Linked DNA regions of Mus musculus: all the other regions are linked to region 3. A link is a loop called in an ENCODE intact Hi-C map of the cell type or tissue named here. Cell type or tissue: left cerebral cortex. All regions are shown on one strand. Each heading gives the region's core, and the rest is flanking DNA. Links, peaks and the distances in the headings are about the cores only. Region 1 overlaps Cd5 (CD5 antigen). Region 2 overlaps Vps37c (vacuolar protein sorting 37C). Region 3 overlaps Cd6 (CD6 antigen).

What was found. Hi-C counts contacts between places; a loop is a spot of excess contacts. Peaks named below come from ENCODE experiments on the same cell type or tissue, not always from the same donor. Only the 100,000 strongest peaks of a DNase experiment are listed, where the experiment ranks them.
Region 1: a loop joins it to region 3, with 1.9 times the contacts of the local background. A loop is called at or near these places in 14 of 42 quality-filtered maps.
Region 2: a loop joins it to region 3, with 2.0 times the contacts of the local background. A loop is called at or near these places in 9 of 42 quality-filtered maps.

What each region holds. Positions count from the first base shown.
Region 1 is chr19:10,719,763-10,726,721 of GRCm38, forward strand. It overlaps Cd5 (CD5 antigen), which reads right to left. Exons shown (of 11, transcript NM_007650.3): 3 at 6,535-6,843; 4 at 6,068-6,130; 5 at 5,251-5,592; 6 at 3,281-3,571; 7 at 2,187-2,312; 8 at 1,504-1,557; 9 at 456-575. Among named protein-coding and RNA genes, the nearest start is that of Cd5, 16 kb to the right of the region's middle. In left cerebral cortex, for the core only: no CTCF peak of the experiment used is centred there; a DNase peak (open chromatin) is centred at 3,314.
Region 2 is chr19:10,706,527-10,711,526 of GRCm38, forward strand. Vps37c (vacuolar protein sorting 37C) reads left to right here. Exons shown (of 5, transcript NM_181403.3): 3 at 3,744-3,915; 4 at 4,745-4,827. Among named protein-coding and RNA genes, the nearest start is that of Vps37c, 20 kb to the left of the region's middle. In left cerebral cortex, for the core only: CTCF peaks have their summits at 3,014 (motif pointing left) and 3,673 (motif pointing left); DNase peaks (open chromatin) are centred at 3,052 and 3,684; H3K27ac peaks cover 2,128 bases.
Region 3 is chr19:10,805,305-10,812,263 of GRCm38, forward strand. All of the region lies in intron 1 of Cd6 (CD6 antigen), which reads right to left. Among named protein-coding and RNA genes, the nearest start is that of Cd6, 21 kb to the right of the region's middle. In left cerebral cortex, for the core only: no CTCF peak of the experiment used is centred there; DNase peaks (open chromatin) are centred at 3,770, 4,397, 4,891 and 5,482; H3K27ac peaks cover 3,660 bases.

The DNA.
Region 1 (6,959 bases), core at 760-5,759, 86 kb before region 3:
TTCACTAATGATGCTGAACTTCAGGCCCCCTGGGACTTAATTGTGAGTGCCTGTGAGGAGCCAAGTATTGGAGGCTCCTGTGGACCACTTAATGGCTCCGTCCTGGCTCAGAGAGATCTGAGGGGCTCATTTATCTTCTAGCCCCTCAGGGCCCGCAGGCAAACAGGCCCATTAGGTCACAGCAAGGCTGGGGTTAATGGCATCCATCCAACTGCATTCTTCTCTCTAGATGAGGGTTTCAAGGTCTCCAAAGGGACAGCAGAGACCTGTGAAGGCTGCATCCCTGCCACCACCCTGCTGGGACCAGCTGTCAAGTAGGCAGTCTCATCCTCCACCCCCTGGAGCCTCCCTTTCCCTCTTTGGAAAAGCACAAAAACTTCAAGGTCAGCACTTCCACACCGCATGTGCCCTCTCTCCCACCAGGCCGGCTGCCCAACAGCCCCCCCCCCCCTCACCTGGATAAGCAGACAGGTGAGAGTTCCTGGGAGGCTGGCTGTATTCATTGTCCACATGAGAGGCTGTTGGGTTCTCAACTTGGGACCGCACAGTTGCTGTGTGGCTTCGATGGAAAGACACTGAGCAGACACAGGAGGCCGGTGACATTGTCAGAATCAGCGTGCTGTCCTTCCCAAGCAAGGTCCCATTGCTTAGCTTCCTGTTCCCATTAGGTCATGGGAAAGGGGTGGTACGCTTCCCCTTCCTTTCTCTCCGGGGGCAGGGCAGGGGGGATTCGGGGGGCCCAGAGTCAGCCGCAGGCTCGCACAGCAATCTGATTAGCCAGGGAGGGAGGCCTCCAGGTGCCCCTCAGCTGTCAGGCTTTTACCTAGCAGGCAGCTGGAGCACTGGTGCTAGGGAGATTGTCCTACTCATCAGGGGCTGAGGCCTTTTGTAGTCTTTAAAACCGAATAAAACTGAGAACCTCCTAGAAAGATTTGGGCCTGCACATGGAAAGGGGAGGGGAACCAAGTGCGTGCTCCCCCCCATTAGGGTAGCTCTGACTGTGCCCAGGGGAGTGAAGGCTAGGGAGGGGGAGGGTGGCAGGGTCAGTGGATTCTAAAACACCCTCTGAAGCTGTTCGGTGCTAAAACTAGCTTGGCCAGTCCTTTGTCATGCCTTCCTACTTTGAAGAGGAGCCACAAAAAAGGCTCTGGTAAGTCCTGAACTAGACAACTGTGCGTGGCTTTGCTTAGCACTGTTTGACCATGGAAGGAAGGGATGGGGGGGAGGGGGGCGGGAGAATCTCTGCTTAAGTTGGCCACAAGGCAAGAGACTGCGGTGTCTGAGGCTCAAGAGGCCAATTACACAGAACCACTTACCCCTAAAAGAAGCCTCACTCGTCTTTGGTGTGGGGACATACATTGACCTCAGTCACACCTTAGTGAAATGTGGTGGAGACCAGAGGCCACTAGCAGCTGCTGGGTTGCTGGCTCAGCAGACACCTTGACTCTGCTCTGTTGGCCTGAGTCCTGGGGCTGAGGGACACCCGCTCCTGGGAACACTTACTGTTCTGGTTCACTCCTGTGGGGCCAATCCACTGACGCTGCTTTTTCTGACGAACTGGGCAACAGACAGGAAGCTCATGAGGCCAGATGGTAGTGAAGGGGTGTGGGGGGCTGGGGGAGGGAAGACGCAGATGCCCTGGAGGCAGGACTGATGGGGTCTACCACTCCAGGCCTTCCACCTCATTTCCTAACTGACTAGGGAAAGAGATTGAAGCCATTGGGTCCCCATAAAAATGACCAAGGGTTTATTTAGAACCAGAATGGATAACCTCAGAGGGCACTGGGGACCCAACACTACTGCCTCTGTTTTTCTTTATCTTCCTTCCTTGCCTCTGGGTAATTTCTCTAAATTTTGCAAGGCCAGGAGGTAAGCCTTATTCATAAGGTATGCCGCTTTCAGTAAACAGGGAGACTGAGGCTCTGGTGGAGGCAGCAGCACACTCAGTGGTCATTGGTAGCTGTGGAGCTGGTCTTGGCCTACATCTTGTGACATCAGAGGCTGTGCTAATGTCATGTGGCCATGGCTTTCATCAACTGCAGTTGGTTTTTGCCAAGTCCAGACAAGGGCAAATCAGAAGGTACAATCTATCCTGACTTTCTAATACTTTAGACAGGAAAAGGCTAGTGGGCAGCAGGGGATAGGCATGGGTGGTGAGGGAGGAAGGCTTGGGGTTTGGTACCTACATTTCTTCACCAGCTTCTTGTAGACCAGAGGACCACACATGGCCAGCAGCACCACCAGGAGTACAAGGGTCAGGATGATGCTTGCCACAGTGCCTGGGGCCAGGCCCGCTGGGTTTGGGTCTTGGCCTGGATAGGGGGGAGTCTTAAATCAGATCCAGCCCTGGGGAGCAACTCAGAGGGAGTGACTGCTTCAATTGCCCTAGTACCTTGGCACTTCCTATCAACCCACCAGTGTGTTCAAAGCAGAGCTGTCTATTTGGCTGACTCTCTAGCCATCTCTAGGAGTCTTTGCTATCTATTCAGTCGTCTACAGTTTATCACCTTCAGTGACCATCCAACTACCATTTGCCACTCTTGTTATCAGCTGTTAACTTTTTATCTTCATACTTAGATTAATCAGCCTTCCATTACCTACCATCAGGAAGATGACCATACATGACCACATATCAAGAACCAGCCAGTCATCCATTAGTTCAACCACCTATCTGTCATCTATTCATCCATCTATTCATCCCTCCTTCCCTTCAGTCATGTATCTATTACCCATCTATCTGCTTATGTATCTACCATTAATCTATCCATTCATCTACTGTCCCATTGATTCATCTGTTTATACAGACATCCATCCATCCATCCATCCATCCATCCATCCATCCACTGTTTATCCATCTGTTTATACAACCATTGTATATTCACCCATCTATCCATCCACCCATCTACCTCCATTCCATGTCCCTATCCATCCACCCTCCATTCATGTCACCCATCCATGTACCAATTTCTCTTAGATATTATTCAGTTACCATTCAAATATTAAGTATGTTTCACCCACCCCTCCCTAATTTTCTAGCTTGCATCTCGGGAAAGCAGGAGATAGAAGGGAAGGGAGAGTCCTGGCATGTCTCAGTAGCTTGACAGAGGTCCACGTGAGCCTTGCCTGCTCTACTCATCATTGCTGATTTTTGCTCCCAGAATCCCATTTACTCTCCTTTTCCCAGAAGCCTTTTCTGCCTTCCAGATCTGCTCTTTAGAGCTATGTTCACTGACTAGGTTCCAGAGGAAAAGTCTTTCACTGCCCTCTGCAGTCAACTCACATGTGACGAATACCCTCTTGTTGCAGTGTTTTTTTTTCTGGAGATGGTAACACTGAGACAGCTTCTCCTGGGCACAGAGGAACCCGGGGGAGGTTTTGTCAGCATCCACCGTGTGGAAGGAGATGAGGTCGCCACACTGCTGCTCCCGACATAGCTCTTCCCACCGTCCCCGGCCCCTGGCTGCAGAACTGTCACACAGGGCCTCCCACTGTGATCTCTGGCGCACTTCAGCGATGCCCTCACACACACTGCTGCCCCCGACCAGGCGGCTCTGAACCTTGGGCTGGAAATCTGCAGAAAGGAAGGGCTGGTGAGGTGGGGGCTTGGCAATGTCGAGCACGGCACATCCTCTCTAGCACTTCTCCGACCAAGCTCTGTCTTGTCCCTGGGGCCTCTGGGTGGCTGGTGGCAGCTATTTCAAGAAAACAGTGGCAAAGGAGCTTGGCAGCTATCTCAAGACAACAGTGGCAAAGGAGCAGGCAGCGTGGCCATGCCATGCCTTTTTACTCTCTTGCTTAGGATGAGGGAGGGCTTTTTAGAAGAGGAAACTAAGGCCTGGGGACTGGAAAGAGCTGGTGTGCTTCACTGGTGGGACAGAACCCAGGAATTCCGCCGCCCCAGCCCCTAACCCTGTGGATTATAGGCTTTTGGCCATGATGCCAGGTATCTAGAGAGGAATTCAGTCTGCTAATCAGGGTGGGGCTTGGGAATCTGAGGCAGAAGCTACTATGCTTGGTTGAAAGTCAATAGTGAGCTTACCAGCTTTGGCTAGTTTCCATGGCAACACCCACCTTCAAAGCCCCGGTGACTCTTCTATTTAGAAGAAACTTCAAAGCAAGACCCCAGGCATGGCTTTGCAGGTTGTAGCCTGCATGAGAGCTTGAGGAGTGGGTGGGGCTGGAGGCAGCCGAGAGCCTCTCATCTGGCCCAGAGAACCTTGGGACTTCTACTGCCTGGAAGACCAATTTTTATCAGGTCTCCAGTGGAGTAGGCTGCCCTGCTCGTGGACCTTATACTTCTGAGCCATTCATTCTATATTTGCGTAGGAATTCTGGGGACCTGCTGAGAGTGGCTCTCCTTAGGGGTGTGGGGAGGGGTGAAACTGTTTCAGGTGACACTAATACTACCTGTCTTGGACCACACCTTGAGCAGTCCAGTTTTGGAAAATAGGCTCTGGATTGACACTGCTTGAGGGCAGATCTCACCTAGTGCTCTGTGGTACTGGGAGGAAGTGAAGCTTCTTTGAGCCCTGGCTTCCCCATTAAAGAGGGTAATACTAGTTCCCACCCCCAAGGTGGGGGATGAAAACTGAAGGATGCCCAGCATGCAGTAGTCTATTGGCAACAGAACCTGGAATGCATCAGGGGCACCTCCAGCAACTTGGACCCACTCCTTCCCAGGCTTGGTGGTTATTCTGCCTTGCCTTGAACTGTGGTTTCTTCAGTCTGGGCCCCCATACGGTCCCATGTGTTTAGCGTTCCCTCTGTCTCCATTTCAAGTGCACCGGCACTGCTGGCCTCTTGTAGCTCACAACCCAGACAAAGCAGCCTTTTAGGGGCTGCCTCTAGAGCTTTGCTCTGAGCCAGGCCTTAGGGATTTCTCAAATCTTACCATCCCCTTAGCCTCCTTTCTGAAGATTCAGAAAGTCCCCATTGGCAAAGGCCACCCCTCCAAGTGCCCTCAGCCTTTCCTCAGGCCTCACTTTCCCTTTAGCGTCTTCCTGCTGGGATCCCAGCTGACTCTGTTTTTCCAGATGGTAGCTCCGTTGGGCTAGGCAGGAGTTGCTCTGTTGCCTGAGTCACCACCTCATCTAACTTGTTCTATTGTTTAGAGGCCATCGCTCCAGGCCTCCACTCCTCTTTCACCTCCATCAGGCTTCTCATAAAGCTTGAATGTCAGATCAGGGGATCCCATGTCCTTACTCAAAGGCAACAGATAGCCTGATGAAGCGTGGTCAGAGTCCAGCTTACCAGAGCAGATGACGGTGAGCGCCTGGCCGCCCTCCTGGGCCGTTGTTTTCTGGAAGCACTGCTGTAGTGAGACACAGCTCCCGTTCGGGGCCTCCCATCGAATTGGCAAGGGCCTGGGGTCCCTCAGCTCTGCAGGAGCTGGTGTCCCTGCTGCCTCTGTCCCGGACAGATGTGTCAAGAAAGAGCCACACTGCAGAGACTTACAGATGAGGTTCCCCAGGCCCAGGGGCCTGTCCTTGGCCTTGTAGAGGATGGTGCCACCCCAGCTGCCATTGTAGAATTCCACCACACCTGTGCACCTCAGGCCTTCGTGTCCTGGCACCAGCTGCAATCTGGGAGGAGCTGGAGAGAGAAAGGCATGGCTGAGTGTGATACCTTTCAGAATGCCTTGTTGCTGAACCCCAACAGATGACTGCTTGAGAGGTGAGGGTCCCAGACATTACATAGGACACACCTGAACCTTTTCACTGAAATTCAGATGTAACTGGGCCTCTTAGTTTTTATTTGTTTTGGTGATTCAATGAATCTAATTTGGGCTATTTACAGGAACATGGGCACCTTACCAATGACTACAGCATTGAACAAAATGTCTCTCTGCCCCCACAACCATGAACTGTTTATATTTTCTCAAGGAGGGGTAAGATCTCATGAGTCTTCCTCCCTTGGTTAAAGAATACTGACGGGCCTCATCTGCACAGATAACTGCAGATCCTGAGAGTTCAAGAGCGCAGAGGCTTTGTCATTCCTGGTCCTTGGGCTTTATTGTCTGCACCAGTCCATCCTCTGCCTTTCCCACAAGGCCCGAGCACCCTCTTACCTGTGGGCTCCGGCACGGTGGTGGGTGGGGTGGTTGTGGGTGGAGGTGTCGTTCTCTGGGGCTCTGCAGTGAAACACACAGACAAGGGTGGGAAGTGGGGAGCAAAGGGAAGGAGGAGGGGAGCTGGTGGCAGTGTGAAGACACAGGGCTCATGACCTTAATGTCCCTTGTCAGTAAGCTGACTTGACCTCCATTCCCATTCTGCTTCTCAACTCCCTAGGAGGTGGCAGTGCCACACATCATAGACAGGAAAATGGAGGCTCAAAGAACAGCAAAGTTGGCATTTGGCAGAACCAGGTCTTCAATCTTGGCAGATGGATGGAGCCAAGATTGAAATAAGCCTTTGGCTTATTCCTGCCAGCCAGTTCTCTTACCTGTCTGTGGTCAGGGCTCTGTAACTGTGAAGCCCCTTTCTACCCACTTACCCTCCCAGGTCTCAGCCCAGTGTGTCACACATTATCACCCACCTAGGCAGATCAGGCTCAGCGGAAGGCACTGGTCTTGTGAACTTGTGTTGTTGCAGTTGGATATAGACCACGGAGATCCTTGGCAGAAGACCTGGTTCTGGGGTCTGTTCAATGAAGGGAAAGGACCAAGGGCCAAGGGGTCACCACATCTCAGCTGTTTGCACACTGCAGAGGCCTGCTGGGCATTTTTCGAATGGTCCTGGCTCAGCCTCCAACTGGAACTGCACACTGTTTTCCACTTGTTTTCCATCTGGATCTCCACTTGACCCTGACACTTGGAATTGGAGCCACTTAGCATCACCTGGATATCTGAGCATCAAAAGAGGTGGTGGGAGGCATCAGGTGATGGAGGGGGAGCTCAGCTCTCACTTCCCCTCCTGACCTTCCCTCCCTCCCCCTTTAGGGCATGGTTGGAGCTTCCTAGG
Region 2 (5,000 bases), core at 1-5,000, 100 kb before region 3:
ATCAGAAGATGCTGGACTCCCTGGAACTAGAGTTACTACTGTGAGCTGCCATGTGGGTGCTAGGAATTGAACCCTGGTCCTCTATAAGTGCAATCAATACTTTTAACTGCTAAGCCATATCTCCAGCCTCACTCAGGTCTTTTAAATTTTTATTACATTTATTTAGTGTGTTTGTGTGTAGTGTATATGTGTATAGTGTGTATGTGTGTGTCTGTCTATGTGTGTGTCTGTGTCTGTGTGTGCCAGGTATAACTTGCAAGAAACGATTCTTTCTTTCTACCATAGGGCCCCAGAGATTGAACTCATGTTGTCAGCTTGTTGGCAAGGGCCTTTACCCACTGAGCCATCCCACCCACCCTGACAAATGCTTGTCAAGGATTCATGCTTAGCAGGAGCTTGAGCCAGGATTCACCTGGTGCTGTGAATTTTACCTTGGCTTTTACTAGGGCAGCCCTGAGGTTTCAAGCCAGGGCCTGGGTCCTCTAGGAGCCCTGGGAATGATAGGGAGTGCTGGGTCCACCTTGGACTAGGACAGCCAGGGACCCAACTGGCCCAGGAGTCTTCATAGCGTTCCAGCGTGGGCCTAGAGACAGCTCCCTCATGCACTAGGGAGAGGGGGGGCATCTTCCCCCACAGTGATATGCTCACTCATGTTTCATAGTGTTCTCCACTGCAGCCAGCACCCCACCTCTCAGCTTCCAATCACAGGGCCCTTACCACCCTGCTATCTTTACAGAGCTTGACTCGGCCCTCACTGTCATTATTTCCTGTGACCTTCCTGTGAGCTGGAGGTCAGGTGACTCGATGTGGCCACTCAGCTAGAAATACCCATAGGTACCCCCAGAGCAGCTGCAGCTGGTCCTTGGCCTGGAAGCATCTGTTTGAGGGAGGGGCGGGAGCACAGTAGGCTCCTCTGATGGTCACTCACGTGTGCCCTTTTTCCTGATGAGCAGACGTGACGTGTGCTCTGTGAATTCACTGTGTTAAAGAACAGGCAGTTGTCCAGTTAGCATCCCGGTCAGCCTCCCTGGACCCTTACCCCTGCTTCATGGGTGCACATGGTCCTGTATCCACCTCTGCTGTGCTTTCTGCTGCCACCTGCTCCCCCACCTGCTCCCCAGCCCTGCTCAGGCGTCTCTGCTGGATTGGAGATGACCCAGGGTTGGGTTGGAAAGGCCTCCTCACGGCAGGGAGTAGGAGAGGTCTTTGTGTGACTCACCTTGCAGCCCTGAGGTTGGATGGCCTGGTTTCAGCAGCATAGGAGCAAAGTCACGCACAGCTGAGTGTCCCTTACCACAGGTTCCTGGGGTGTAAGCTTTGCAGATTTCCTACGTCTTGGCCCTTGAAATGTTTTGCATAGATTTACTAGTTAGATATCCACAATATAAAAAAACCCACAAATTCCAAGACATTCTGAAATCCAGAATTCCCTGAGTGTCACGTAGGCTTTTTGAAATCTAGAACAAGAGTGTCACTGATAGCTGTCTCTGCATCTTAGATTTTGTGTTGCTGGATGTTTGCCATTGAACTCCAAGGGTCTCCTCTTTTTATTGTGTCCTATCTCTGTGCACACACATATCTGTGCATGAATGCCACATCACAAGTGTGGAGGTCAAAGGACAGCTTTCAGGAGTTGGTTCTCTCCTACCATTTGGAGCCAAGGGTTCAAACTCAGGTCAGTCAGGCTTAGCAGCAAGCATCTTTGCTTACTGAGCCATCTTTTTAGCCCTAAGTATTTCTTCAGCCAACAGTGAGCAACAGGATGGTAAGGGGTTCCTAGTCTTGTCCCTGAAGGGAGTGGAGCTCAGCAAAAGCAAGCCCAGCTCTTGGGAGTTCATTGCTTCCAAGCTGAGCAAGCCTTCAGCCCTATGGAAAAGCACAACCTCCCGGAGATGTAAGGGATGCAGCTTCCTGGCCAAGGGCAGATTGAACCTTCTCTGTAGCCATGTTTGAGCAAATGAGTTGAATTCTCTGAGGGGAAAAAATACTCACTGTGGGACAGACAGAAACAAAGTAAGGCAAGCTACTTACTCTCTCAGAAAGCCTTTAGCTGTCTGTCTGTCTATCTGTCTGTCTGTCATAGCTGTAAGGCAGTAATTGTGTCATGTGGGGCTGGCAGAAGAGAAAGGTGGTGGGAGTGTTCATCTCTGTAGAGAGGGAGCTGTGCAGCTCTCCTGGCCTCATAGGGTGTTAGTAAGAGATGGGCTCCAGGGTAGGGAGAGGGTGGCACAGCACAGATGTAGTGCTTCAGACCCAGGGAAAAGCCGTGGACAGGTAAGGATGCCAAGGGTGTGGCCAGGAAGGGCAGGCCCTACACTCAGAGGTGGCCACACAAGTGTCCCTGGCGTTTTCTTTCCTTTTCTTTTTTAACACTGTATTTTTTGTTATATGTATAGGCATGTCTGGTGTGGGTTTGTGCATGTTTGGTGCAGTGCCTTTGGAGGCCAGAGAGTCTGTTAGATCCCCTGGAGCTGAAGTGGCAGATGGTGTGAGCCACTTGACGTGGGTCCTGGGAACTGAACTCGGATTCTTTAGATGAGCAGTATGCGTTCTTAATTGTTGAGCCGTCCTCCAGCCACCTTGGCTAACAGTCACACATAGCAGTTTCTCTGCTCCTGTGCCAGTGAGCTTGTCCAGGGGCTCAATGGCGTTTCTGGCTGGACAGCAGGCAGTCCAGGTAAAGGGGTTCTAACCCTGAGCCCGGACTCCCTTGTCTGTGCAGGAGGTAACTGGCAGCACTCCTCTTTCCAATAGGCTGCAGCCTGCTGTAACTACAGGGCTCGAGGCCCTGAGCAGGGGTCAGAGCAGGGTGGCTCTTCTGGAAACCCCTTGTCCAGGATGCCCCCTGGCTTCCTGGGGCTGTTCTAGTGGGAGCCCATCTGGCCTGGTGTGCCACATGCTGGCCAAGGTGGAAGGAGAAGCTCTGTGTTGTTGATCCCTTCGGTCCCCGTGGAAGCTGGCCCTGACCTGTTCCCTAACTTCTGTGGCCAGTGCTGAGCCCCCTCTGCTGGTGCCATGTGGTACTGCGATGCGATGGTGGCCCTGTCTCCAGCTCTCCTTTCGGTGAAGCAGATGGTAGCCCGCTGGGCAAGGTTCCAAGGCTGCTTCTGCCTGACTGGCAGTTAACAAGGGGCCTGCATGAGGGCTCCATTTTGCTGGCTAGGGAAGCATTTTCAGCAGGCAGCATTGAGGGACTATCTATAGCTCTGTGGGCTGTTTGACCTGGGAGGCGGGGATATCTGTCCTGCTCAGTGGCTTGGGCTACAGGGCCTCCCTCCCTAATACCTTTGGGACCTCAGATATTTCTAGCTTCTGGTCTGGCCTGGGTCACCTTCATTCTCCCTAGCAGCCTCTCATGTGTATGCATGCATGGTGTGTGTGTCCATGTGTCTTTTTCACTTGGGGCTAATGGTGGGGACTCTGGGTTTCATCCCTCCCACTGGAGTGGTCTCCTTCAGCTGTGGCCTGCACAGCACAGAACCACTTGCAGGTACTTGTCTATTGGGAAGCCGTGGTTAGGTGGTTAGCCTTGCTGCCTGTTTCCCATGTGTCATTCTCACAGGCTCTCCGGATCAGGATGTGGTGAGGTACCTGGGTCACAATGCCTGCATAGCCTTTAAACCCAGGCTTCTGTGACTGGTTGAGGGCTGAGCGCCAAGCTGAGCAGTGAGTCCAGGAGCACCCCCTGCTGGAGGCTGACCAGTTACAGTTAAGCTCATTGTCAGTTGTCCTGCTTTCCTTAGGTTCAGGACCTGCAGTTAGAACGAGAGATGGCACTGGCCACGAACCGGAGCCTGGCAGAGCAGAACCTGGAGTTCCAAGGTCCCCTGGAAATCAGCCGCTCTAACCTCTCAGACAAATACCAGGAGCTGCGGAAGCTTGTGGAGCGGTGCCAGGAGCAGAAAGCCAAGCTGGGTAGGGACAGCCGACCACAGACAAGCACTCTGGCCATCTCCCCTGCTGATTGATACTTCTGTTCAAAGGAGGACGAGGGAGGCAGCTGGAATACTAAGGATGCTTAGATACCCAGAATCGGAGAGGGCCAGCAGCCATTGTAGCCACTGTGCTTTGCATGTTTTTACATGATAATAAGCAAATAAGCAAAAGTGTAGGTACTGTAGTTAGTCTAAATGTTTGAGTATTTATATTTATTGTATACCCTGGTGATAATTTTCATAGTATTAAAAATGTCCTGAACTTACTATTTTTATAGATGAGGAAAACAAGGCTGGAGCCGGCCGAGGGCTTGCCTGAGGTCATCCCACCAGAGTGAGATGGAGTTGGGATTTGCAAGCATAGCCTTTAAGAGCTGAGCATCTCTCTAGCCCTGGAATGGGATTTGAATCTAGGCAGTCAGTATGTTTCACTGCCTCTGCCAACTTAGCCCCGAGCCTTGCAGAGCTGACCTAGGCCCTGTGAGGTAGGAAGGCTTCCTGGATGGCTGTGCCCTTGGCAGCTGCTTGGCCAAGACCTGAGCTTGTCCCTCAGCTCCTCTTCACCAAGATGGTGAACGCCTACATGAACCAAAAGGACCCCACAGAACCAGCTGCAGGGACTCTCTCTCCACTGGGGCCTGTTGTGGCTGAGTCCTGAGTGCTCACAGAACCAGCAGCAGGGACTCTATCTATAGTGGCTAGGCCCAAGCACACAAAGGGCATGTCACATGTCTTCCCTGAAATCAGGGTCCTCAGCTTTAATTAAAGCAGTGCTTTTGAAATGTCGACCTCTCTGCCCTTCCTTCCAGAGAAATTTTCCTCGGCACTGCAGCCTGGGACCTTGTTGGACCTTCTGCAGATCGAAGGCATGAAGATCGAGGAGGAGTCTGAGGTGAGGTGGGGAGTGGCATCCTAATCCCTTGAACGGTGGTGGGCCTCGGAGTCAGGTCTCAGGTGAGACCAAGAACCATAGAGCAGAAGGGTTTGGAGTGCGGCTTGAGTAGATGGCACTGGGGTGCTGGTAGACACACTGATGGCAGGACAGGATAGGAACACGTTCTAAGG
Region 3 (6,959 bases), core at 1,174-6,173:
TAATTTAAAATGGCAGTTTTCATTTAGGTATGTCTGATGACATTTCCCAAGAGGATTCACTAAGGGAAGGGATCCTGAATGTGGGTGGCATCATCCCATAGGCTGAGAACCTGAGAACCTGCATAGAATAAAACAGGAAAGAAGAGCAAGCCAATGAGAGCAACTGTGTGCTCGCCCTCCCTCCCTCCCTCCCTCCCTCCCTCCCTCCCTCCCTCCCTCCTTCCTCTCCTCCTCCCTGGCCACCATGTGGTAAATGGCTCTGCCCTGCCATGTGCTCCCTGAAGTGATGGATTGACACCCCTAAAGCTGTAAGCCCAAATCAACCTTTCCTCCCTAATTCATTTTTAAATGTATGTGCCTCAGCAACAGAAACCCAGCCAGCACAGCCCTGCTCTGTAAGCTACACATGGGCAGCACCCTGATTCTTTTGGCTGGCCACATTCACTGGGCAGAAAAAGGATGCTAAGAGGATAGAAAAAGATGGAGACCAGTCTTTGCCAGTGAAGAAAGATTATCAGAAAAAGAAAACATTCTCCCACGATGAGTTTTTCCTCTCTCTGCTTGCTTTGCGTTCTTCTAAAATGTCCATATATTCTACATCAAAATAAAAACGAACTCGCCCACTCACTCATACATCTTCCAATAAGTGCCCTAGGCGGCTGCCCACAGCACTGGTAAAATGAGATTTTGTACTGGTTCTCTGGGCAGGCTGCTCACATGACCCTGTAAATAAAGCTAGAGCAAACCATATGCCAGGCTAATAACTAAAGCCAACTCCCTCCTGGGAAGAAACAGCTCATGCGATTCCAAGATCTGGGCATTTTCCCTGAAAATGTCAGTATTCTCTAGAGGGAGGCACTGTAGGGACCGCGAGGCTAAGCAATGGCAGATGGGGTTCTCGGTTGGTTCTTGTTGTTACCTTACTGTGTGGCTCTGTTTTCTCACTGGTATAATGAGTAGGCGACCATTTCGATCTTTCCCATCCCTTGCCTTCTTTGGTAATTAGATTAAAATGAGGGAGATCAACTACTGACCATTACTACGTGTCTTACAGATGTAGCTGCCCTTCATCTGATTTACATGGAAGATGGACTAGATACCTCCCGAGAGCTCCCTTGAATGAGCCCCCTTGTCAGGCCTGTGTCGTTCAGCAAATGGTCTAGGGACCTCGTTACAGCTGAGCAGTGATGAGGGCAAGATTTGAACCTGAGAAACCTAGATCTTGAAGCCACTTTCTGAACCCAAGCATAGACAGGACAGCTTCTTTACGCACTTGGCATCCAGCTGCAAAGGCTGGGCCACTGTCACTGTGTGTGGAGTGCTCACAGCCTAAAGGCCACCATGTACATGGATCTGGGAAGACTATGTTTTATTCCTTTGTTTGGACCTATGTTTAGAAGATTGTCCTGTGACCCCTATGACAGTGGACACACACAACCCCTGGGGTGTGGTTTGTGCAGTTGAGGAATGGAAAGCTTCATTTTACTTAACTTGATGTATCGCTATTTAATTTTAAGTTCAGTAAAACCATTGGAGAACTTTTTAAAAGAATAAATCACCACCACCAATATCATCACCACCATCACCACCATCACCATCATCACCATCATCACCATCATCATCATCATGTGTGAGGTGGGAGCTCTTGCCAGTGCAATGTGTAGAAGTCAGCGGACAACTTCCTAGAATCGATTCTCTTTGCTCCTGTATGTAGACTGTGGATTCTGGAGATCTAATCCATGTTACCAGGCTTGCTCAGCAATTGTCTTTACCTCCTGACCCATCATCTCCCTGGGCTTGGAGAGCTTTTTAAAAATGCTTGGAACAACCTGGGTATAGCAATCGCCCTTTCTTTCTTTCTTTTTCTTTTTCGAGACAGGGTTTCTCTGTATAGCCCTGGCTGTCCTGGAACTCACTTTGTAAACCCAGGCTGGCCTCGAACCGAACCGCCTACCTCTGCCTCCCGAGTGCTGGGATTAAAGAAGTGTGCCACACCTCGGCAGCAATATCGCCCTTTCTTTATTCTTCTTTTTGAGGCAGGATTCTGTTACACAGTATTTACATTGTAGCCCACACTAGCACTCAAACCCACAGCCATTTTCTCTCCTCAGCCTCCTGAGTGCTGGGATTCCAGGTATGTGGTCGTCACCACACCCAATGCAGATTACTTATTTCAAAACATTAATGTCTAAGTTAGATGTGCTTTAAATGTGAAGTCCAAACTGTATTCTAATGACCTAATGAGGGAAATGGGATAGAGAGGAGACTCACTAAGAAACGAAAATATTTTAGGTAATAAAACATTATTAAAATAACTTCATCTGTTTGACCATGAGAAACGCGTCCTGAAGACACCAGGCTGACATCAGTGCTTGTCTGAAGCAACCTGCCGGGCCCCAGAGCCCCTGAAGCCCCACCCCCCCGCCAGCCCTGCGCCGCTCCTCCGGTGCCCGCTCACCTATGTTTTATCTTTGATGTTATATGCATCGGTGTTTTGCTTGCATGTCTGTCTGCCTGGGTGCGGTTATCAGATGTCCTGGAACTGGTTATGGACAATTTTTGAGCTGCCATGTAGGTGCTTGGAATTGAACCCAGGTCTTCTGGAAGAGCAACCAGTGCCGCTAACCACTGAGCCATCTCTAGAGCCCCTGCTTGGTTTTTTGTTTTGTTTTTTGTTTTTTTCTTGATCACTGAAAATTTCTCCGCTCCAGTGACCAGCATCAAGTATCACAGCAAAGCAAAGGTTTCTCATTAGTTTGGAGTTTCAGTATGATTTTACTTTGCTTCACGAGCCTTACATTTTCCATTCATCCATGCAACCTAGGAAGAGGGACCTGGGGATGCAACGAGCAATCTATTACTTGGTTGACAGAGATTCGCGTGCCAGAGACTCAAGGTTTCCAACCCCAAAGAACTTCAACACCTCAGTGTGTGTGTGTGTGTGTGTGTGTGTGTGTGTGTGTGTGAGAGAGAGAGACAGACAGAGACAGAGACAGAGAGACAGAGAGAGAGAGAGCTGAATACACATGTGAGGTGTATGCATACACCTTATTGTGCAGAGGCAAATGAAGGATGCTGGTGTCCTGTTCTATCACTCTCTGCCTTATTCTCACGAGACAGGGTCTTTTGCTGAACCCAGAGCTTGGCTGAAGACCAACAAGCCCTGGGGATCTCCCTGTCTTCCCCCAGTCACTGCAATGCTAGGGTTCCAGGTGTGTGACCACACCTGGCTGTTTACGTGGGTCCCAGGGATTGAACTCGGGTCCTCATGCTTGAGCAGCAGGTCACTTCACCTCTCTAGCCCAAGAACACGGTTCTTCAAAACACTGCTATCACCATGTCCCACAGCAGAAGATCTTCACCTGCTTGGCATCTTTCATGCTTCCCTGAAGTCTAATTTTCCCCTTCCCTCTCTGCCAATGAGTCCAGGGAGATGGAAAGGGCAGTTCAGAACCTCTACCTTAGGGTCTTACAGTTCAACAGGCTTTGGGTGTCCCCTACCCCAACCAAAGGAAGTGAGAATATGTGAGCCAAGTTCTTCTCAGAGCAGAGAAACCAGCCTGTTGCCTGCTTGCCAATGTGGACGATGAGCCCGTTAACATTTGCTGAACTCAGCTTCATGCTGGGAGCTGGGCCGGGTGTGAAGGAGATAAGCGGAAATGGAATGGTATAGAAAGTAGAAGTAGCCGTAGCCTTTCCAGAGCAGCAATTCACCTGTGTCGGCCTCTGCTCTCAGGACATTCTTTTTCCCCGTGATTTAGAAGAGGGACTTGGGGAGAGACAAACAGTCACTTACACCCTCACTGCCAGTTACCAGCTACACGAGCTGTTCAAGTCAGTAAGCCTGGCTAGCTATAACCTAGCACTGGCCACAATACACGGTGCACATGGATTTGCTTTGGAGGATGACATATGTCAAATGTTGAGGACCTGGAACATGGCCGCCACTTATTACCCTTCACCCCGAGGCTCCGATCTCACTTCTCTGGTTCAATCCCAAGTGGATTTGATAGTGCAGAGAATGATTGATTATGTATTCCATTCTTGACACCATGTGATTTTGAAGCCTCTCGACCTTTGGAACAATCCCACTCTCTCCAAGGCCACGTGCTCTCCTCCCCACCTCCCCATCTTTCTCCCCTTAATCATATCAGAGCTGCCTGCCTCTCTTATACAACTTAGCTGCTGGTTTCCCTGACTCTGCAAACATGGCCTCCTCTGTTCCTGAAGAGATGTGGGCTCCGGTTGCCATGGTAACGAGAGTTTCTTTATATGAACCGACTCCCTTCTTGGCCTCCAAACCTGCTCAGCTTGCACCTACTTTGCAGCTACCAGACTGTACGATGAGAAGCTACTTCACAGAGAATAAAGAACACTTGAAATAAAATTCCCAAGGAGCAGGAGGGAGGCTTCGCCTCCAAGAAAGCCCAGCAGCCAGGAACACTGGCTTTTCCTTTGTCTCACACCTTTGCTCTTCCACTGAGGATGGAGATACAGAGTCTGCAGAAAAGTCCAGGTCTCTTCCTAGCATCGCACTCACTGCGAGATCTTAGACAGAGTCTTGGTATCTGGTTGGGGAAAACCATCTGTTCTAGCAGATGTTACAAAACAGATTGGAATTAAACATGACAGGATTCGAAACTTAGCCTTGGAGCTGGAGATGTAGCCATACAAAGCGAGGACATGACCACTCCAAGGTGTGGTTGAGGGGAAAGGTCTTACAGTGGGTATGAGGGAGACTACAGCCAGAGGCATCTGGAAGAGCCCAGAGCAGGGAGAGAAAGTAGTAGACTCTGTACCAGGCCACAAAAGGAGAGACGGGGCAGGGTGTGGGGGAGAATGAGAGAGAAAGAAAAGAGAGAGCAAAACGGAGAGAGGGCCGAGAGAGGACTAGGAGCCAGGAGAGCACATGGCCACTAGAGCAGGGTTATATGAATGAGAAGTCCGTGAGGTGAGAGGGAGAGGCTTTGGTTAGGGGGCAGGGTGAGAAAGCCTAGAGGAGGCAGGATGCCAGCAGGGACTCTGTAACAGGCACTTGCAGGGCTGAGAGAGCCTGGAGGGCAGCTGCACCTCGCTATGCTAATATTACTAGAGTTAGCCATTTGTCTCCAGTTTCTTTTGGACCTGACAGTAGCTCAGTTGGGAGGGTCCTTGCCTGGCATTCATGAGACCCTGGGTTCCATCTCCGCCATCGCACAAATAGATGTGATGGTGCCCATCGGTACCCTTAGCACTCAGCAGGTAGTGGGAAGAGGGTGACAAGCTCAAGGTCATGCCTCAGCTATATCGTGAGTAGAGACCGGCTTAGGGTACGTGAGGCCCTGTCTCAAAAAAACAGCATTTATTTTAACATACTCAGTTTTCCTTTCCAGTGGAGTGACCTCAAGCAATTCTCACATGCTGTTTCCTCGTGGGTATAAAAATGTCACAGGACTAATGCATGACCACAAGAAGAACCCATTCAAGGTACTGACTCTGTGAGTGCCCAATATAGATACATATGTGCGGATATGTCTGGTGGGTGGGGAAGGCAGATTGTACCCTAAATATACAGAATGTCCCTATATTTATCATAGAAATAGCACAGAAAAGGGCTGGTAATGAGTCCTTGATAAAACTCAAGATGTGGGAAATCATACCTTCATGTGTGTATCCTAGGGGGAAAAACCCTATGGGGTGTTTCCATGCTGATATATTCAAGGAATGTTCACTGTTAACAGAAGAAAGTGAGAAGCAATGTAACAGTCTCCCTGTTGTGTTTAGTTGTAGTGTGTTCATTGGTACATCTCAGAACACAGGGTTAAAGTTTAGAACAGTGTGTCCCATCACACGTCATACATATTGTCTATACCCTGTGCACTTTTTAAAAAAATAAATGTGAACCTGTTACTCAGGTTTTTTGTTATGTTGTTGTTGTTTGTTTGTTTTGTTTTTGAAGATTTATTTATTCTATGTATATCTTCAGACACACCAAAAGAGGACATCGGATCTCATTACAGATGGTTGTGAGCCATCATGTGGTTGCTGGGATTTGAACTCAGGACCTCTGGAAGAGCAGTCAGTGTTCTTAACCACTGAGCCATCTAGTTTTGGTTTCTTTGAAAAACACAGGACTATTATAAGAATATGTTTTCATTTTACTCCCAGGGGTGGCGCATGGGGCTGCTTCAGACTGTCTGCAATTTGTTTCGTGCTCTATCGGAGGCCTGATTTTGCCAGCTGTAGATAGTTTCTGTGATTGTGTGATGTTTGGAATTTTAGGGACTTTTCAGAGGTTAATAAATGCTAGGGCCCTGAGAGGCGGAGTGGATCGTTGGTTGGTTGGTTGTTGGTTTTTCTTGTTGGTTGTGGTTTGTTAAGTAGTCGTGTGCAAAGAAGAAACAATAAGAAGAAATTAGATATCCTGACAGCAAAGATCAAACTTGCCCCAAGGAACTCTATGCCCCTTATCTGCAGGAAGTAGTCTAACTATAATGTCACCTCCTTTCCGACCCTTGACTTTATTCAGGGATCTCTTTCCTTACCTCTCTGTCCTTTTTTCTTTCTTATCTAGTGTTAGGAGGTTGAAAGGGTGGAAGAAAAGAGGGTAGTGAAGGGTAGAAGAGAGAAGAACCCACAAAGTAGCCAAGACAGATACACACTCGTGACTTTATCTGATCACACAAGCTAAGCAGGGTGGGGCCTGCTTAGTACTTAGGTGGGAGAATACCATCTATACACAGCTCAGCTCACATTTTGACACTGCCCTCTGTACATTGATGAATTTTTGTGTAATAAAAATAGAAAAACATGGAAGAAAAGATGCATATACCATGCTGGTACTGGAGGGTGGACGCCCTAGGAGGAATGCTTTTGATAATATCTGCTACTTTCATTCTAATTGATAGTTTTCTTATAAGATCTGAGCAAATATGGCAAAATGAAAACTGCTTAAATTTGAAGGGTAAGCATGACCTTGG